2 separate regions of the Homo sapiens genome follow, and region 1 is linked to region 2. The links are chromatin loops, found by intact Hi-C in ENCODE. Cell type or tissue: PC-3. All regions are shown on one strand. Each heading gives the region's core, and the rest is flanking DNA. Links, peaks and the distances in the headings are about the cores only.

What was found. A loop is a pair of places that touch in the nucleus more often than their neighbours do. Peaks named below come from ENCODE experiments on the same cell type or tissue, not always from the same donor. Only the 100,000 strongest peaks of a DNase experiment are listed, where the experiment ranks them.
Region 1: it touches region 2 in a loop (2.5-fold over the local background); 3 of 110 quality-filtered maps call a loop at or near these places.

Annotation. Positions count from the first base shown.
Region 1 is chr6:148,851,942-148,862,268 of GRCh38, forward strand. The region is part of intron 1 of UST (uronyl 2-sulfotransferase); the gene reads left to right. Among named protein-coding and RNA genes, the nearest start is that of UST-AS1, 110 kb to the right of the region's middle. In PC-3, for the core only: no CTCF peak of the experiment used is centred there; DNase peaks (open chromatin) are centred at 4,510 and 6,060; H3K27ac peaks cover 867 bases.
Region 2 is chr6:148,942,929-148,953,255 of GRCh38, forward strand. The region is part of intron 3 of UST (uronyl 2-sulfotransferase); the gene reads left to right. Among named protein-coding and RNA genes, the nearest start is that of UST-AS1, 17 kb to the right of the region's middle. In PC-3, for the core only: CTCF peaks have their summits at 5,157 (motif pointing left) and 5,359; a DNase peak (open chromatin) is centred at 5,153.

The DNA.
Region 1 (10,327 bases), core at 671-8,670, 91 kb before region 2:
GAGGCCCACACTGCATGTGGCTGGGAAAGGTTTCAAACCATGACTTCTTACCTTTGTTCAAACCAGATGCAAGGAATCCGAGGATGATGTCTGGGTACTGATTTAATTAGCAGCAAAAGGGATTAAGCAAACCAGCAATCATGCTCTTTCATCTCTGTCCAGAAAAGGCGTTTTTACCTGCACCCATGGTTGTGAATCTGTGACTGATGCCAGTGTTGTCATTAAGAAAGGACCTCAAGCAAAGCAGAGTCGGGAACATTTTGTGTTTAAAATGTTTAGAAACAAACATGGACAGAGCCCACTGATTTTTCCTCTGGGAAAAAGACAGTCACTGTAAATAGACAAATTACACTGAATCTATCCGAAACATATGTTGCGTTTGGCTAAATGCTAATCTCTTATTTGCCCTCCTGCTGCCAAGGCCCGTGCTGCGTGCCCTGGATCTGGATGTGTGTTTAAACGATTATAGTTCAGGAAAAGAGCCTAGGCCTGTTCATGTTCCATTGAGGCTCCTGTTCTCAGACTTACTGATTTTCAATCTGGAGATTTTACTGAAATATATATTACAGTCTCTTACCATGTAAGCCAAGTCTGTTTTTACTTTATCCATTTGTATGGAGAAATATCATAATCCTCAGAGATCTGGAGCATAGGAGATTGCTTTGAGGGCATGTAGGGTAGGAGCTGCCTAGTGAACTGTTCACTTGGCCTGGAATGTCTTTCTCTCTTGCCAATCCCCACCTTTATCACTTAATTCCTATTTATCTTTTTTATTGAAGCTCAGGTAGCATCTTCCCCGGGAATCCTTTGCTGACCGCCCTGAGCCTGAGTTGGTTATTCCTCCACTGGGCTTCCCTAGCTGCCCACTGCTTTCCTATCTCCAAACCTCCCCAGACTTGTAAGGTCTGTGAGGGTCAGAACCCCCCAACCCCCATGTGTTATGCCCAGCACCGAGGACAGTGCCTGTCACATGACTTTAGTAAATACCTGTTGAATGAATGAGGACACTTGTCTTCTTTTCTTTTCTTTTAAAATTCTGGGGTACATGTGCAGGACATACAGGTTTGTTACATAGGTAAACGTGTGCCGTGGTGGTTTGCTGCACCTATCAACCCATCACGTAGGTATTAAGCCCCACATGCATCAGCTATTTTTCCTGATGCTCTCCCTCCCTCCCCCAACAGGCCCCTGTGTGTGTATTCCCCTCCCTGTGTCCACGTGTTCTCACTGTTCAGCTCCACTTATAAGTGAGAACATGTGGTGTTTGGTTTTCTGTGCCTGTGTTACTTTGCTGAGGATAATGGCTTCCAGCTTCATCCATGTCCCTGCAAAGGACATGATCTTGTTCCTTTTTATGGCTGCATAGTATTCCATGGTGTATATGTACCACATTTTCTTTATCCAGTCTGTCGTCTGTCATTGATGGGCATTTGGGTTGATTCCATGTCTTTGCTATTGTGAATAGTGCTGCCATGAATATACATATACAGATATCTTTATAATAGAATGACTTATATTCCTTTGGGTGTATACCCAGTAAAGGGATCGCTGGGTCAAATGGTATTTCTGGTTCTAGGTCTCTGAGGAATTGTCACACCGTCTTCCACAATGGTTGAACTAATTTACATTCCCACCAACAGTGTAAAAGCGTTCCTGTTTCTCTGCAACCTCACCGGCATCTGTTCTTTCTTGAGTTTTTAATAATCATGATTCTGACTGATATGAGATGGTATCTTATTGTGGTTTTGATTTGTATTTCTCTAATGATCAGTGATGTTGAACTTTTTTTCATATGTTTGGTTGGCCGCATGTATGTCTTCTTTTGAGAAGTGTCTGTTCATGTCCTTTGTCCACTTTTTAATGGGGTTGTTTGTTTTTCTTAAAGCCATTTGTTCTTCAACAGGGGACTCCTGTACTCCAAGTAACACTTTCTGCTCCCAGAGCCACTTCCCTACCCCCTGCATACCCAAAATACTGGGGTGATATTTTAGATTTCCAGTCCTCCAGATACATAAGGACAAAAATGTGCAACCTTTTGCATCATATAACAAAGTTCTTTCTTTCTTCCCTAACAGATATCACACATGATGAAGTCTGATAGCTAGTGTCGGGTAGTTGACAGAAAAACAAACAAAAAGGTTTTTTTAAATAAAAAAGCAAGCCTGTGGGTCTTCAGAATAAAATCACTTTGATTCAGCTATAAAAATATGACTTAGAAACATTGCAGTGAGCATTGCCAAATACAGCTCCTCTGCTACCGTCTGTCCTGGAGCTGCACACCTGTCCCTGTACCGCTGAGCCCACGCTGTAGGATCTTGGAATTGGGGCGTGGACTTGTTCATTGTGAGCACACAGAATGTGGACATGATTCTGAATGTGTGGCTGTGTTGGAACTTGCCCAATCTATTTCAAGATGATAAATTACATACTTCCGGAAAGGCTATTCTGTTTTCCCCACAGAAGATCTTAACTACTCTTTGTCTTCTCCTTTTATAGAACTGAAAATTTAATTTTGTCTAAATGTGCTTTTCTTCATATTTACTTACATTCTCAGCATTACAGTATACTGTCTACAGAAACACAGTCCTAGTTTTTCATTTTAGGAAAAGGTGATTCATTATGGAACAAATCTTAATTTTAATATTACCATGCTTTGGTAGAAGTCAGTGTTGGAAAACTCTAGAAAGTATTGCCTTGGAATAAAAATATCAGGTGGGGGAAGGAGCAAGGATAGCTGGGGGAGGGCTGAGCTTCTATTTCCTGATGAATTGAAGTTCACATATGGATGGGGTGAGATCATGGTGTAATACACAAAACTTGGGTCAAGAGGGTAGAAATTAAAGGTAGGAAAACATTTTAGAAGCCTCTGTTGCTGAAATATTTTTGCATTGTAGTGGATATTAATTATTCCGATGTTAATTATTCGCTAGGGGTCTGTGTTAGTCCATTTTCACACTACTGATAAAGACATACCCGAGACGGGGCAATTTACAAAAGAAAGAGGTTTAATGGACGTCGGGTTCCACGTGGCTGGGGAGGCCTCACAATTATGGTGGAAGGCAAGGAGGATCAAGTCACGTCTTAAGTGGATGCCAGCAAGCAAAGAGAGAGAGCTTGTACAGGCTTTTTAAAACCATCAGATCTCGCGAGACGTATTCACTATCACGAGAACAGCACGAGAAAGACCCGCCCCCATGATTCATTTACCTCCCACTGGGTCTCTCTCCCTTGACACGTGGGACCTGTGGGAGTTACTATTCAAGATGAGATTTGATGGGGACACAGCCAAACCGTATCAGGGTCTTTCCTGGTTTTTACCCAGTGTGCTTCAAACAGTCATTGCTTTGCAGCCTACTTGCCTCGCCGGGGATTTGTTATCTCCTCTCATAGTGCTCTAACAATTTCCTTTTGTTCTCAGATCACTGCCCTTTCTCACCAGGGGAGGATTCACTCACAGAAAGCAGGTAGTGGGCTGTCTTAGGTAAAGAAATACCCACTTCTGGTGAAAGCCAGGTGAGGAAGGCCAGTGGGAACAGACGGGAGAGAAGGAACAAGCTCTCTGCTGGGAAGGTCACTGTTCCCAGGGAGGACTTATTTGGAGGCTGAAAGCCAGATAACTAAGAAAATTAAATGGTAGTTTCCAATCAGAGTAAAAAAGGATCCAAGGAAGGTGGGGATGAGTTTCTGGAAGTGGTTTTGGCAGAAGGCAGTTTCATCTTTCCATGCACTTGCACACAGGTAGAAATCTGCATTTTTTCACCTGAGTTTTGCTCACTAATGTTCATAATATTAATACTTCGGGAGAAAAAGGAGACCCTTACGATGAGATTCACTAGAAAGCTGAGCAAGACATGTATCCTGGAGTTGGCCACGGGTACCACTGCAGATGCTGGGCAATACAGTTTGTGTTGTGTAAATTATACACACTTGAGCTGGCAGGAACTAGGGCAGCACCTGGACCTGACAAAAAAGTCAATTGATAGATGACACATTTCCTCCTTTGTATGTTGGTGATCAATTCTAACTTTTTACAACCTAGTCAAATTGCTTACAGCTGAAAAATATGGGGTTTTGTTTTGTTTTGTTTCGTTTTGAGACGGAGTTTCACTCTGTCACCCAGGCTGGAGTGCAGTAACGCGATCTTGGCTCACTACAACCTCCACCTCCTGGGTTCAAGCGATTCTCCCACCTCAGCCTCCCAAGTAGCTGGGATTACAGGTGCGTGTCACCATACCCGGCTAATTTTTGTAGTTTTTAGTAGAGATGGGGTTTCACCATCTTGACCAGGCTGGCCTTGAACTCCTGACCTCGTGATCCACCTGCCTCGGCCTCCCAAAGTGCTGGGATTACAGGAGTGAGCCACTGTGGCCAGCCGAAAAATATGTTTTGATTAATATTATGTAAGGTAAATAGGGGAAACGTTCACAAAGATGATTCATGCTAAACAAATAAAACCAGAGCCACATCCATCAGCATAACGTAGTGCAATAAAATGTTATATATCAAAGTACGCATCTACTAAGTCCTATTCATCGGAGACAGCCACAGGTGATAGTGTATGGGCAGAGGTGCCACCAACCTAGCATGTCCTGCATGGGGGCTTTTCCCTTAGTCAATAAAGGCCAGTGACTAGGCGGTAGCTACCTCTTGAAGAGATGGGACTAGGGTTGCGGGGCGGGCTTTCCCACATAATCTCTTGTGGGATGTCAGAGATGATCTGGGTAAATCACGTGTTTATGCGTGAGTTATTTGCCTTGGTCAGGAAGGCTGCCTTTGAACTGACTAGAATAGAAAAATGACAGGTGTAAACTTGCCCTAAGTTACATTTCAGGTTGGTCTTCATACCAAAGCTTATGGAGAATTGGGATCTAAACTGTTACTGTGGTTGAATCCCTGACTTTCTCTTTTTTCCTCCTTTTTTGAGGAGGAAAATCAGAGATAACATTTTAGAATAAATAATTTATTATAGCTGAATTACTTAATACTGGCAATGAGAGCTTTGTGATATATATATTACATTATATAATAAATTACATATATTATTACATATATTACTTATATATACATAATATATAAACTATATGCCTATTATATATAATTTAAAGGAGGGAATGAATGTAGGTGTAGTAGTATGTCATCTTAGAATTTTTTGGGCTTTTCATCATTTTTATGAGGAAGTCAATTAACAACATCTTGAAATTGTTAAACACATTCAGTGAACAGAACTTGGCTTCAACTGTGAATTTTCACCACAAGCTCTGCAACAAATTGTAGGGATGCTCTAAGGAGAGCCACAGCTACTCTCACGGTCAGAGCCCCCTAAGCACACACATACACACCAAGCTGATTCTGCCTGTCATTCTCATGACTATACGGTTTCCCACTGTAAATGTATATTCCTTTTATCACAACTGAGTTGAGTCATAGCCATCCTTTAAGGCACAGCGAATGTATTACGCCCACCGTAAGTTCTGCCAACATTGTATCTACTCCTTCCCGTGAATGCACAGTCAATTAACACAACTGGGTAAGTATATCTAACTTACCAAGGGCAGAACTTAGAGCACAGACTGTATTTGCACCATGACATTAGATACTCGGTTATAGTCATCTTAACTCCAATTCTGCATATGAGGAAAAGAGACTCAGAAAAGCTGAGTGGCTTGACCGATATTGTAGAGCTTATTCATGGTGAAGATTCCAGGTGGTCTTGAAGTGCTCTTACCCCTTATGAAATTTCCCAGATGTGAGGCAGATGTTGCAGTGAGCTGAGATCATGCCACTGCACTCCAGCCTGGGAGACAGAGTGAGTCTCCATCTCAAAAAAAAAAAAAAAAAATTCCCAGATGTTTGAGGAGGAAGAAGCATAGCAAGTGCTTCTCCACCTCTGTTTATTTTTTCTGTCTGATCCAGGTCTGGGTGGCTAGTGGTTGAGAAACCACAGGATAGTGGTTTCTCCTGTCAGTGAATAGGAATCTTCATTAGGCAAAAAACAACACTTGGGCGAAAATGAAAAAAAACCCAAGTATGTGTTGAATGCAAAGAGTATGTTTACTTGTAGCAACATTATAGAATATATTGTGTAATGCAAACATACACAATGCCTTCTAAGACTGTGAAAGCATTTTTTATTAGTCAGTGTTCTGTAGAGGCACAGAACTAATAGGCTAGATGTATATATGAAGGGAGTTTATTAAGGAGTATTGACTCACACGATCACAAGGTGAAGTGCCACAGCAGGCCATCTGCAAGCTGAGGAACAGGGAAGCCAATCCAAGTCCCAAAACCTCAGAAGTAAGGAAGCCTACAGTACAGCCTTCAGTCTGTGGCCAAAGGCCTGAGAGCCCCTGGAAAATCACTGATGTAACAAGAGTCCAAAAGCTGAAGAACTTGGGTCTGATGTTCGAGGGCAGGAAGTATTCAGCATGGGAGAAAGATGGAGAAAGCTGATTTGATGGTGCCCACCCAGATAGAGGGTGGGTCTGCCTCTCCAGTCCACTGACTCAAATGGCAACACCCTCACAGACATACCCAGGAACAACATTTGCATCTTTCTTTTTTTTTTTTTAATTATACTTTAAGTTCTAGGGTACATGTGCACAATGTGCAGGTTTGTTACATATGTATTCATGTGCTATATTGGTGCGCTGCACCCATTAACTCGTCATTTACATTAGGTATATCTCCTAATGCTATCCCTCCCCCCTTGCCCCACCCCACAACAGGCCCGGGCGTGTGATGTTCCCCACCCTGTGTCCATGTGTTCTCATTGTTCAGTTCCCACCTATGAGTGAGAACATGTGGTGTTTGGTTTTCTGTCCTTGCAACAGTTTGCTCAGAATGATCGTTTCCAGCTTCATCCATGTCTCTACAAAGGACGTGAACTCATCCTTTTTTTATGGCTGCATAGTATTCCATGGTGTATATGTGCCACATTTTTTTAATCCAGCCTATCATTGATGGACATTTGGGTTGGTTCCAAGTCTTTGCTGTTGTGAATAGTGCCGCAATAAACATACGTGTGCATGTGTCTTTATAGCAGCATGATTTATAATCCTTTGGGTATATACCCAGTAATGGGATGGCTTGGTCAAATGGTATTTCTAGTTCTAGATCCTTGAGGAATCTCCACACTGTCTTCCACAATGGTTGAACTAGTTTACAGTCCTACCAACAGTGTAAAAGTGTTCCTATTTCTCCACATCCTCTTCAGCACCTGTTGTTTCCTGACTTTTTACCATTCTAACTGGTGTGAGATGGTATCTCATTGTGGTTTTGATTTGCATTTCTCTGATGGCCAGTGATGATGAGGATATTTTCATGTGTCTGTTGGCTGCATAAATGTCTTCTTTTGAGAAGTGTCTGTTCATATCCTTTGCCCACTTTTTGATGGGGTTGTTTGATTTTTTTCTTGGAAATTTGTTTGAGTTCTTTGTAGATTCTGGATATTAGCCCTTTGTCAGATGGGTAGATTGTAAAAATTTTCTCCCATTCTGTAGGTTGCCTGTTCACTCTGATGGTAGTTTCTTTTGCTGTGCAGAAGCTCTTTAGTTTAATTAGATCCCATTTGTCAATTTTGGCTTTTGTTGCCATTGCTTTTGGTGTTTTAGTCATGAAGTCCTTGCCCATGCCTAGGTCCTGAATGGTATTGCCTAGGTTTTCTTCTAGGGTTTTTATGGTTTTAGGTCTAACATTTAAGTCTTTAATCCATCTCGAATTAATTTTTGTATAAGGTGTAAGGAAGGGATCCAGTTTCAGCTTTCTACATATGGCCAGCCAGTTTTCCCAGCACCATTTATTAAATAGGGAATCCTTTCCCCATTGCTGGTTTTTGTCAGGTTTGTCAAAGATCAGATGGTTGTAGATGTGTGGTATTATTTCTGAGGGCTCTGTTCTGTTCCATTGATCTATATCTCTGTTTTGGTACCAGTACCGTGCTGTTTTGGTTACTGTAGCCTTGTCATTTAGTTTGAAGTCAGGTAGAATGATGCCTCCAGCTTTGTTCTTTTGGCTTAGGATTGTCTTGGCAATGCAGGCTCTTTTTTGGTTCCACATGAACTTTAAAGTAGTTTTTTTCCAATTCTGTGAAGAAAGTCATTGGTAGCTTAATGGGGATGGCATTGAATCTACAAATTACCTTGGGCAGTATGGCCATTTTCACGATATTGATTCTTCCTATCCATGAGCATGGAATGTTCTTCCATTTGTTTGTGTCCTCTTTTATTTCTTTGAGCAGTGGTTTGTAGTTCTCTTTGAAGATGTCCTTCACATCACTTGTACGTTGGATTCCTAGGTATTTTATTCTCTTTGAAGCAATTGTGAATGGGAGTTCACTCATGATTTGGCTCTCTGTTTGTCTGTTATTGGTGTATAGGAATGCTTGTGATTTTTGCACATTGATTTTGTATCCTGAGACTTCGCTGAAGTTGCTTATCAGCTTAAGGAGATTTTGGGCTGAGATGATGGGGTTTTCTAAATATACAGTCATGTCATCTGCAAACAGGGACAATTTGACTTCCTCTTTTCCTAATTGAATACCCTTTATTTCTTTCTCCTGCCTGATTGCCCTGGCCAGAGCTTCCAACACTATGTTGAACAGGAGTGGTGAGAGAGGGCATCCCTGTCTTGTGCCAGTTTTCAAAGGGAATGCTTCCAGTTTTTGCCCATTCAGTATGATACTGGCTGTGGGTTTGTCATAAATAGCTCTTATTATTTTCAGATATGTTCCATCAATACCTAGTTTATTGAGAGTTTTTAGCATGAAGGGCTGTTGAATTTTGTCGAAGGCCTTTTCTGCATCTATTGAGATAATCACATGGTTTTTGTCATTGGTTCTGTTTATATGCTGGATTACGTTTATTGATTTGCATATGTTGAACCAGCCTTGCATCCCAGGGATGAAGCCCACTTGATCATAGTGGATAAGCTTTTTGAGGTGCTGTTGGATTTGGTTTGCCAGTATTTTATTGAGGATTTTTGCATTGATGTTCATCAGGGATATTGGTCTAAAATTCTCTGTTTTTGTTGTGTCTCTGCCCGGCTTTGGTATCAGGATGATGCTGGCCTCATAAAATGAGTTAGGGAGGATTCCCTCTTTTTCTCTTGACTGGACTAGTTTCAGAAGGAATGGTACCAGCTCCTCTCTATACCTCTGGTAGAATTCAGACGTGAATTCGTCTGGTCCTGGACTTTTTTTGGTTGGTAGGCTATTAATTATTGCCTCAATTTCTGAATCTGTTATTGGTCTATTCAGGGATTCAGCTTCTTCCTGGTTTAGTCTTGGGGAGGGTGTATGTGTCCAGGAATTTATCCATTTCTTCTAGATTTTCTAGTTTATTTGCGTAGAGGTGTTTATAGTATTCTCTGATGGTAGTTTGTATTTCTGTGGGATCGGTGATGATATCCCCTTTATCATTTTTTATTGTGTCTATTTGATTCTTCTCTCTTTTCTTCTTTATTAGTCTTGCTAGCGGTCTATCAATTTTGTTGATCTTTTCAAAAAACCAGCTCCTGGATTCATTGATTTTTTTAAGGTTTTTTTGTGTCTCTGTCTCCTTCGGTTCTGTTCTGATCTTAGTTATTTCTTGCCTTCTGCTAGGTTTTGAATGTGTTTGCTCTTGCTTCTCTAGTTCTTTTAATTGTGATATTAGGGTGTCAATTTTAGATCTTTCCTGCTTTCTCTTGTGGGCATTTAGTGCTACAAATTTCCCTCTACACACTGCTTTAAATGTGTCCCAGAGATTCTGGTATGTTGTGTCTTTGCTCTCATTGGTTTCAGGGAGCATCTTTATTTCTGCCTTCATTTCATTATGTACCCAGTAGTCATTCAGGAGCAGGTCATTCAGTTTCCATGTAGTTGAGCGGTATTGCGGGTGTTCCTTAATCCTGAGTTCTAGTTTGATTGCACTGAGGTCTGACAGACAGTTTTTTGTGATTTCTGTTCTTTTACATTTGCTGAGGAGTGCTTTACTTCCAACTATGTGGTCAGTTTTGGAATAAGTGTGATGTGTGCTGAGAAGAATGTATATTCTGTTGATTTGGGGTGGAGAGTTCTGTAGATGTCTATTAGATCTGCTTGGTGCAGAACTGAGTTCAATTCCTGGATATCCCTATTAACTTTCTGTCTCATGGATCTGTCTAATGTTGACAGTGGGGTGTTAAAGTCTCCCATTATTATTGTGTGGGAGTCTAAGTCTCTTTGTGGGTCTCTAAGGACTTGCTTTATGAATCTGGGTGCTCCTGTATTGGGTGCATATATATTTAGGATAGTTAGCTCTTCTTGTTGAATTGATCCCTTTGCCATTATGTAATGGCCTTCTTTGTCTCT
Region 2 (10,327 bases), core at 702-8,701:
TATACCTTGTAGGTTCCATATTAGGGTCTCCAAAGAAAAGAATGATCTTTGGTGGCATTTAAGGATATTGCATTTTATGTATAAGATTGTACATACAGTAGGGGCAGGTTCTCTTTGATTACCTTACTTGATTGAAGAGCTAATGTGATTAGGCTGGTGATGCCTTTTTAACTGCCTGAAAGAAAGGAATTATAAATAAATACATTATTGCAATTTTATTATAATTATTAAATTTGGTGTTCTTTTGAATCTAACTCTTATGGCCTGCTTATCTATGGGATTACACTTAAATATAATATCATCATACTCAGTTCCCAGATGCCTCATAAAACACAGTTGCTAGATTTTAGTTCCCACTGCAGGAGAGACAACAAACTACCTGCAGAGAGCAGGACAAAAGTAACTCAAGGATTAGACATTGGGATGTTCAGGAATTGTTAGAAGAAAGAACACAAAGTACAGTATTTAAATGTGCCTTGGGATTTTATAGAGATCAACCTAGTTTGTTTCCTATGAGGAGCAAACATGAAAAAGTAAAATACACTTGTAACTATGAATGGAATAATTTAGAATAAAAATTAACAGCAATTTACTAACCATGTATAGATTGTTAGATCCAGAAAGGGTTAAAGACAAAGTCTTCCTTCTCTTCTAAAATATAGGCTAGCTCTCATCTGTTTGGAATGGTTGGCTTGTCTGGAAGCCAGAGAAGAGACTAGACAGTCTTTTAAGATTCTTTCCAGCCCTGTGATTCTGTGATATATTTGTACAACTTCTAGCATAATCTGTGTATTGTGTAGTTGAAACATTTCTGATTCCTGTGGTCAAAGTGACCTAGAATATATTTCATAACTTCATTATTCCAGATTTCTATTAAATTGTAAGGCAGTTTTAAAAACGCATGGCAAAGGTAAAGATAAGGTAGAAAAAACAAATATATAATTTTAATGTGAAAACAAACATAATAACAGTAACTATTACCTCTCCGCAGCCATCTGGCTCTGGCATGCAGAGAGAGAAGCCAGGAAATAAAAGGACAAGAAACCCAGTTTGAAGTTCAACAACATTTAGAGAAACACTTTTTTTGTCCTTGTATTGCTTTTATTAAAGTTTCAACGTGCATAAACAGAAAAAATATTATTTTAATATATATTCAAGAAATAATTTGTGGTATGAATAGCTCCTTTTTTGGTAATTTATTAGAGGAATGAAGGGGGAAATGGTTTAGAAGACTAGTGGAAATTGTAGTCAGTTGTTCTCACCTATAAATGGTAGAATTCTGAAAATTTGTTCCCATAGAATCATTGTCCTCTAGAGTTAATAACAATTCCACTTCAGGTGCAGTATGACTTAAACAGGCTCTTGTGGGCTGGCCTGGGACTTTATCCACCGTGTAGAGAATTTCTTTTATGAGAAAATGTGCTCCAAGTTTCAAACTACTGACTTACAAATGAACTTTGGAATATTATCCATTTCTAAGACCAGATTATCTATTCCATTTCATTCATACAAAAAGGCACCTCTCTGGGCCACAGTCAAATTCACACATGCATTGCTCTCTGGAGGGTAGTTGTGATCATACACACACACACACACACACACACACACACACACACACAGAGCTAAATTTTTTAAATCTATTAAATGGAACAAGACACTGAAGGGATTATTAAAAAGGAAAGGGAGTGTGAAGACACCAAATGTTAGAATGCCTATAAAAATCCCACTACATCTGTCCTTATAAAAATAGAAATACCTTTGAAGTTCATATTTTGGGAAATATCACCTCAACAGCAGAGCATGGGCAATGGCTGCTGGGCAAGTGTTGGACTTTCGCACAGCTCATCATGCAAACCTGTGATGACATCATTGCATTTATGCCCTAAAACTAGATTTCAGGTCTTAAGCTGGCTTAAATTATCTCTTGAAAAATGGAGATTATATACAGCTTTGAAAAATAGGGAATTTTTTTCCCCAGAAGACATGGCATGTGATTGCCAAAAAAACACATAACCATCTTTGGTTAAGAGGTGACACCATCTTTCTGAGCATTGCTCTAAATACAAGAAAGGTCAGAGTGCTGCAGGTGTATTACAACTATGAGAATCCATAATTACTTTCATTCTCTTTAAAGAAAAGCAAAAGTTACCAGCATATTGAGAAGGCACATAATTTTACTATTTCTATTTCTGTTGAAACTGAGGATTACGTGTTGGATACAGCACCTACAACCTGCATTGTTTTTCTTCATTGTTTCATTGAACTTTTTGGACCTAAAAATATACTACTGAGTGGGTATGATTCCCTGTTTTATGGGTGAGACACCTAAGACAATCAGATTGTAACTTTCCAAATACATTGTAATGACTATCAGTGGCTCTTGGCCTTGAACCTAGGCCTTCCTTAATCCAAAAGCCATTCTCATCATGCAGTGTTTATCTCCTCTAGCTGGATAGCAGAATCTCAGCAGAGCCTTTTAAAACCTAGAGTTGCAGTGGCCCTTCTCCTGGAGATTCTGGGGTAGAGCCCAGAAAACTTTTTCTTTAATGAAGTGTCACAAGAGATTTTATGATGCAGCCAGGGTTAAGAAGCTCTGTCGAAATCATCATACCAGCATTGCCCTAGGTATGTTCCTGAGAATCCTAGTCCTCTAAGACATTGAAAGAAAAAAAATATTATGGTTCAATAAATTTGGTAAATGTTGCGTGCCTTGTCCCGAATGAATCAATTCACGATGATTATTCGCATTTTGAAGACTTCGAAAATTAAAAACAAAACTGCAAACAAACTGTTTGACTGGATTTCACCTAGCGTTTTTGCAGTCTTCATTGTTCAGGGGAGTCTTAATGAGTGTTTGTGACTCATTTGCATTCTGCAGAACTCCAGTTCATTGTCTGTGAAATACTAGGCAAGTCCACATCCTCCCACCAGTTGTAACAGTAAAGGCTACTATATCACTATAAACGTAACATCTGTTCTGACCCTCCAACAGCTATTCAAATTATTAAAACCTTGAAGAGTTATATAAAGGGTGGAGGAGAGAGAGATCCTATGCCCATGTGCCCTAGATAGCTTTAGCTTCCTTATCAAAACACTATTTCCTTACAATATTTTAAATTTCCCTCTCCTGTTGCTCTTGCCCCCTGCAAGTTTCAAGTCTGAATGGTGGCTAGAAAGCAGTGAGACTTAGGGGGAAAAAACCCAACTCACCTAAAAAAATCATGTTAAGTTTGTAAAAGTCTACAGGCTACAGGGATCCCTAAGGCATGGTTAATCGGGCCTCTGTTTAATCAAGAAGGTGGGCCAGGCATGGTGGCTCACGCCTGTAATCCCAGCACTCTGGGAGGCCGAGGCGGTGGATCACCTGAGGTCAGGAGTTCGAGACCAGCCTGGCCAACATGGTGAAACCCTGTCTCTACTAAAAACACAAAAATTAGATGGGCGTGGTGGTGCACGCCTGTAATCCCAGCTACTCAGGAGGCTGAGGGAAGAGAATCACTTGAACCCAGGAGGCAGAGGTTGCAGTGAGCCGAAGTTGCACGACTGCACTCCAGCCTGGGCGACAGAGCAAGACTCCATCTCAAAAAAAAAAAAAAAAAAAGGCCGGGTGCGGTGGCTCATACCTGTAATCTCAGCACTTTGGGAGGCTGAGGCGGGCGGATCACGAGGTCAGGAGATCAAGACCATCCTGGCTAACATGGTGAAACCCTGTCTCTACTAAACAAAATACAAAAAATTAGCCGGGCGTGGTGGCGGGTGCCTGTAGTCCCAACTACTTGGGAGGCTGAGGCAGGATAATGGCCTGAACCTGGGAGGTGGAGCTTGCAGTGAGCCGAGATTGCGCCACTGCACTCTAGCCTGGGCGACAGAGCGAGACTCCATCCCAAAAAAAAAAAAAAAAAAAAAAAAAAAAAGGTGCACTCATTCATTTTTACAGCAGATTTCTCTGTTTTTTGTTCATTCACTTTGATGAATATTTATTGAGAACCTAGTATTAATGTGCGTATTAAACCCCAGACAGCCCACTAGATATTAGTGCACCCTATTTCTAATCCTCGAGGCAACATTGTTAGGAAAGCATTATTGCCCCATGTTAGAAGGAGGAATAAGTGTGTACAGGAATCTGATTAAAATATAGTGTAAATTAAGAATAATGTGGGAGAATAAGACTTGAAAGCAAACGGGGGTCAAATCCCGAACTTTAAATGCTGGGCTTCGGAGTTGGAACTTTCTTCTGTAGACAGTGGGAAGCTATTCCATTTATGCCTGAGGTAGCAATTTTTTTAAATTTTTGCAATCAGACCTTGGCAATGACCTTGAGCAGTAGGATGTAAATAACTCCCACATGCTTAGCGTTCCAATAATGGAACACTAGGCATACATGGGTTAATAAAAAATTGTTCTTAATCACGATAGGCACCAAAATCTGCTGGGGAGCGTTCTCACAATATGTGTATTCAGGTCCCACTGCAAAATACAGAGCTAAACTTGTAAAGGCAGAGCCAAAGTTATTTGTATTTTGCAGGGGAAAAACTCCCGAAGAGGTCCTCACGCACAGCCCTAGCAAGGAATGATTTCACAAAAGCCTCTGATTATTAGAAAGTTTTCCTTTTATTGAAGTGAATCCTTTACTACGCTAGGAAAATCCCGCTGTCACCTGAGACTCTCTCAAACCCCTGAAGACTCCATGCGTCCCTGAAGATTTATGAAGTGTTGTCTCCTCATGAGCCTCTCTCTTTATCCCAGGAACCTTTCTCTGGCTTGACATGTTTTGGAAAAGCCTCGCTTAGAATGACCGTCAGAACTTCCCGACTTTATAGGAGTGGGGACAGTGTCCACAGGCATGAGAGTGCTCCAACTGGACCTTAGAGTCAAACCAAAGAGAGGAGCCTGGTCCCTTTCCATGCCACAGGGATTAGTTCACACAGCCCTGCAGACGTCTAGTCTTGGAGCCCTACACACAGAAACTGAGTCCGCTAATAGAAACTTGGTGGAAAAAAAAAAAAGAAAAACAAGGAAGAAGCAGCAAGGCCTGCAAAAATAAAATAAGTTTTTCCTTTCCTTCCAGTTGCAGCCATGAGATTTTCTCTGTAATTGAGACCCAGGCTCTTTGCCTTGATCATGTCATTGCTCCCCCTGGTGGACTTCTTCTTCATTGCAGGCGTGTGTTGCGCTGACTGCTTCCCGCAGGCCATCCTGCCTCCTGCTTACAAGGGCTACCCCATACTGTGGGAAGAGGGAAGGGTCACCGGAGCCTCCAGCCATCTTCCCAGGCTCTGAGGTTCAAGGGCCAAGGCTCTTCCTGTGAGCTACTCCTTATTTTGCTTTGATATGTTAAAAACATGTCCTTTCTGTAAAATGCTTTGCAAAATTGTAAGACGTCTAGGTGTTCATGAGTGACACAGAATTCACTTATGAACCACGTAGGGTTAGATACCGCCTCTGCTGACAAATATTTGCCAAGAAGTCAGGAGCAAAGTCTGACTGTGTTGGTAGAACTGCAGGTAAAGGTTTTCTGCTGCACCATCCCAGCCAGTCAGGTTGAAAGCAAAAGATTAGGAATTACTTACTGATATGCTGTGATCTGATTTTTTTCTTTTAGGTATCTTTCATTACATAGTTATCTTTTTTAGTATTTAAAATTAATTTTCTGTTCTTGTTAGGATATATACTCAGTTTTCCCACCTAGAACTTTTAAAAAGTATTATCTCTGGCATTTTAAAGCTTTTATTTTTGTATTATTTCATAATGCTTTTCCATCTGTTAGAACTTTCTTTCAAATTTTCAGCACATCACAAGAAAAGAAGAAAATTTATATTCCATAAACCTTCTTTGTTCTCCAGACTTTTGTGCTAACCAATCTGTTCCTTCCATTTTGAAAGGTTATGTATAGATCAAATCTCGGTGGGAATGGTGAATAGATTGCAGCCAGTAAATAAAAAACAGGATTTAGGGTTTGGAAAGACTTGGATTTCAATCCTGGCTTTACCTCTTGTGTGGATAAGGCTTTAAGCAACCAATGCAGCCTTTTGTGCCTCAGTTTCTTAACCTCTACAGTAGGGATAATAATACTTATCCATGGCTGGGCACGGTGGCTCACACCTGTAATCCTAGCACTTTGGCAGGCCAAGGCGGGTGGATCACCTGAGGTCAGGAGTTCAAGACCAGCCTGACCAACATGGTGAAACCCTGTCTCTACTAAAAATACAAAAATTAGCTGGGCGTGGTGGCAGGCGCCTATAATCCCAGCTACTGGGGAGGCTGGGGCAGGAGAATCGCTTGAACCTGGGAGGGGGAGGTTGCAGTGAGCCAAGATTGCGCCACTGCACTCCAGCCTGGGCAGCAGAGTGAGACTTCGTCTCAAAATAATAATAATAATAATAATAATAATAATAATAATAATAATACTTATCCGTGGGTTTCTTGTCCACTGCACTCCAGCCTGGGCAGCAGAGACTTTGTCTCAAAATAATAATAATAATAATAATAATAATAATAATAATAATATTACTTATTCATGGGGTTCTTGTGAGGATTAAATGACACCATATGTATAAAGAGCACCTTGGTGCACTCAGAAAATGGGAGTCTGTTTGATGGTGTTATGTCCTGGATGTTATAATGGTAAGACTGTTTGCCCCATGTGACACCAGGATAATGAACATATGGGTCTGTCTCAGAAAGGCTAAATTCATAGCCTGAGTGCTAGATAATTCTGTCTTCAGTTAACTATACATTTCTTGACTCCAAAAAGGATTTCTAAAGATGATAGCTTCATTTCATAAATATTTGTGGGGTGTATGTTCTGTCCAAGTACCTTGAGTAGGCTTTCTAGGGGATAAAGCCTGCCCCCAACCCTCACAGAATTTACATTTCAGCTCAGACTCGTGCACAAACTCAACTACAATGTAATGTAGAAAGTGCATGTCCTGAAGAATTTTCAGATGCACTGCTATGGAAGGTCATGTTCAAAACCAAGCCCATTTCCCCCCTTATCTGCAGCCAAATCTTTTCCTCCCCCAGCATTGCCCATCTCCATGAATGGATACCATCACGTATTTGGTTGTCCTAGCCAGGAATCTGGGAAGGAAGCTCTCTTGGCCACTTGCCCTGCCTCCCTTCCATTGGCAGGTAGTCACCTCCTTAACCCTCCCGGAACCTCCCCTTCTGTCTTACTTACATTGACTTATTTCAGTGGTTCTCACACTTTTGTGCCTTAGCATCCCTTGGAAGGCTTGGCAAAACACAGACTGCTGGCACCCCTTCCCCCAGAGTTCCTTCTAATTCAGAAGGCCTGGGGCGGATCCTGAGAATTTGCATTTCTAACAAGTCTCGGGTGATGCTGATGCTGCAGGTCTGGGGACCACACTGAAAACCACGACCTCAGTTCATGCCATTGTCATTTGCTGTTGGGATTATTGCCCAGTCTTCCTGGCTGTGCTTCTGTATCTAATCCTTACCCTTCTTCACATTCTCCACCCTGTCCTCAGATCTGGAAAAAAGAATTTTTTCTGGCTGTTGATCACCCACAGAATAAATGTCAGAATTCCTGCTGTGATCTGCAGTGCCCTCCATTACCTGACTCTTACCTGATTCTCTAGTCTCACCTGCTACTTTGCTGATCCCATCTCGGATCACTGAACACCTCTGGCACACTGAACTCCTGCAGTTCCTTGGTGCCGTATCATTTTATGTTCTGCCTTTTGTATCTGCTCTTCATTATTTGCAATGCCATGAATCCCTTTCTTTCCTGGCTAACTCCTCTAGGCCCTTCCAGACTACTGAGGGAAACCTCCCTGGGGAAGCATTACCTCTCCATCTGAATGTAGAGAGAGGTGCTTCACTTATCTACCATCTACCTCATGGTGGTTATCACATGATTGTACCTGCCTCTTAGTCCACCTCACCCACAAGACTCTGACAGCTTCCTAACAGCAAGAACCAAATCCATCATCTCTATAGCCATAACCCTGAGCAACATTGCCTGATACAGAGGGGAGATCAAAGGATGTTGAATGAAAAGGGCTATCCAGAAAGGCTACTTGGAGGGGTAGATATTTTAGCCAGAGGTGAAGAGTGGTTAGTATTTAGACACACAAGGAGTAGCAGAAGAACATTCTGAAAGAGGGAACTTAAACTGGAGCTTGGACTTGGTCAGGCTTTAGTGTGAGGAAGGAACAAGGAGGGCTCTCATTTGGCTGGCCACAGCATGTGTGGTCCTGAGAGCCAGTTGAGGGAAATAGCACAGGTGGAATTCACATGGCTCAACACACCATTGAATTATGGGAGTCCGGGAAAGAGCTGGATCAAAGGTGGGAATATGCCGAGCACCAGTAACCTGAACCAGACTGTCCAGAGATGGATGAGGCTGGATAAAGAGTAAAGATGGGTGAGGATTAAGTGTGTTTGTGGCCATGGTGGAGTTTGAGGGCACCATTAGGACATATTCCACTGTCTTCTTCATGTGTCTTCCCACCCATCTTATTCGTGTTTTTATCTCCAGTGCCTAATAAGTACTCAATGAATGATGAGTGAATTTATGCCATGGAATCAGACTAAAGGCCAGGAGTGGTCCCGCATGAGCCAGGGAGAGGAGAGGTGGCTCGTTGGTGATTTTAGGTGGTGCCATTGTCACCCCCTGATGCCTCTCCTGCAAATAAGATTTAGGTGAAGGAACAGGCAGGCTGCTGGCCATGGGGGGAGGACCAGGCAAGAGACCTCAAGCAATGGCAGCAACGAGTTCAGAATATGACTGCTTGTCGCCAAAAACAAGGAAAGTCTTAGAATTTGTGAAGATCAAACCGGCTGAGAGCTGAAATGTACCCTCTGCCTTCACTGTGCTAATACAATAAACACGAGCATTAGTACCTTGATTCTATGTTTAAAGATAACGTCTAGAAAGAGTTATACATTGTCACTGCTAATCCATTTTTTTCCTCCTGAAATAGACAGCTTTATGACTATTATGACACTGTTCTCAAAATCTAACTACTACTATTCTTCCATTAAATTTAACACATTGACATGTGTTTAGAGAATATAATTTAATGTGGAATATGTGAAAGAAACGTTTTTCCTTCTGACCTGTTCTTCCAGTTTTCTTGTACAGTACTAGGGGGCTTTCTTGTATGACTCTTCTGTGTGCAGAGAAATATCTGAATAAAATAACCTAGAGATAAAAGTGTTAATGGTCTTTACATTAAACATACACACAGTCAAGAGTTATTTTTCCAAGCAGGCACCCTCAGAGATAAATTACCTATGGTTATGTCTCCAAACCAGTAATTCCATTAGTAAATGCATCAAAAATCAAAATGAACAACGTGACCACGCAGGAAGTTTTACTACCAAAAACAAGCACTTGCAGGTGGTGTGTCGAGGATAAACAGTAGATAAAGAGGCAGGATTCAATTTCCTTTTATACTGAGGTTTGAGGACAGACAGACCATTATTCACTCATACCTGCCACTGACTAACAGAAGCACAGGGTTTATGAACTGCGAGTCATTTACCTTTAAAATTCAATTTCATTCCTTCAATCGTTGTGAGCTTGAATATCTAATTACAAGGTTTATACACTGAGATCCTAGTGTAATAATCTATAAAGCGTGTACTAGTTGGAGTTAATTCATTGAACAAATATTTATCGAGCACTTATATATGTGTCAGCCCCTGTGTTAGACATGAAGGAACAAGGCAGACTTGGGCTTTCTGTCATGTTTGAGACAAACCTGGAGTTCCAGACTCTTATTTTATTGTTCTTGTTGCTACTGCGGTTCACATGTGAATGACTGGTTTTGTTTCCAGTTTTTCAACTTGAACTATTTCATAAAACATGAAATGTTGCACTTCTGACATTCATCCAAAGTAGCAAGCTGCAATGTGCTTTTAAAAAATTCCACAGTGTGTTCGTTTTGATGGGGCCAACCAGAAAAACTAGGGAAAGAGAAGTTCAGAAAGTTAGGGAGTCATAAGAATGCTTGGAATTTCTAACAGATTTTACTAAACATTTTCTGTATCATGACATGTTCCAGAAGGCCATAAAAGTTAGTTTATACGAATATAAACTACTTTTTGCCTTGCTGATAACTGCAAATAAATAATTCAGATGACCACCCACCAAAACACCAAGACATTTGGGGGTTTATGTGTTTCCTACAGAATATTTTCCTTATAAATTTCATGGTCAAGGAGCACAAGAATGAAGTAGTACCTCATTTTATTCCATTTTTAAATTCTGCAGCACCTGTTTCAATATTTTTGTATATCCCAATAATATCATTTACAGAATAAGATAATGACTAACCTCCTTCCTTGATTTGACTTT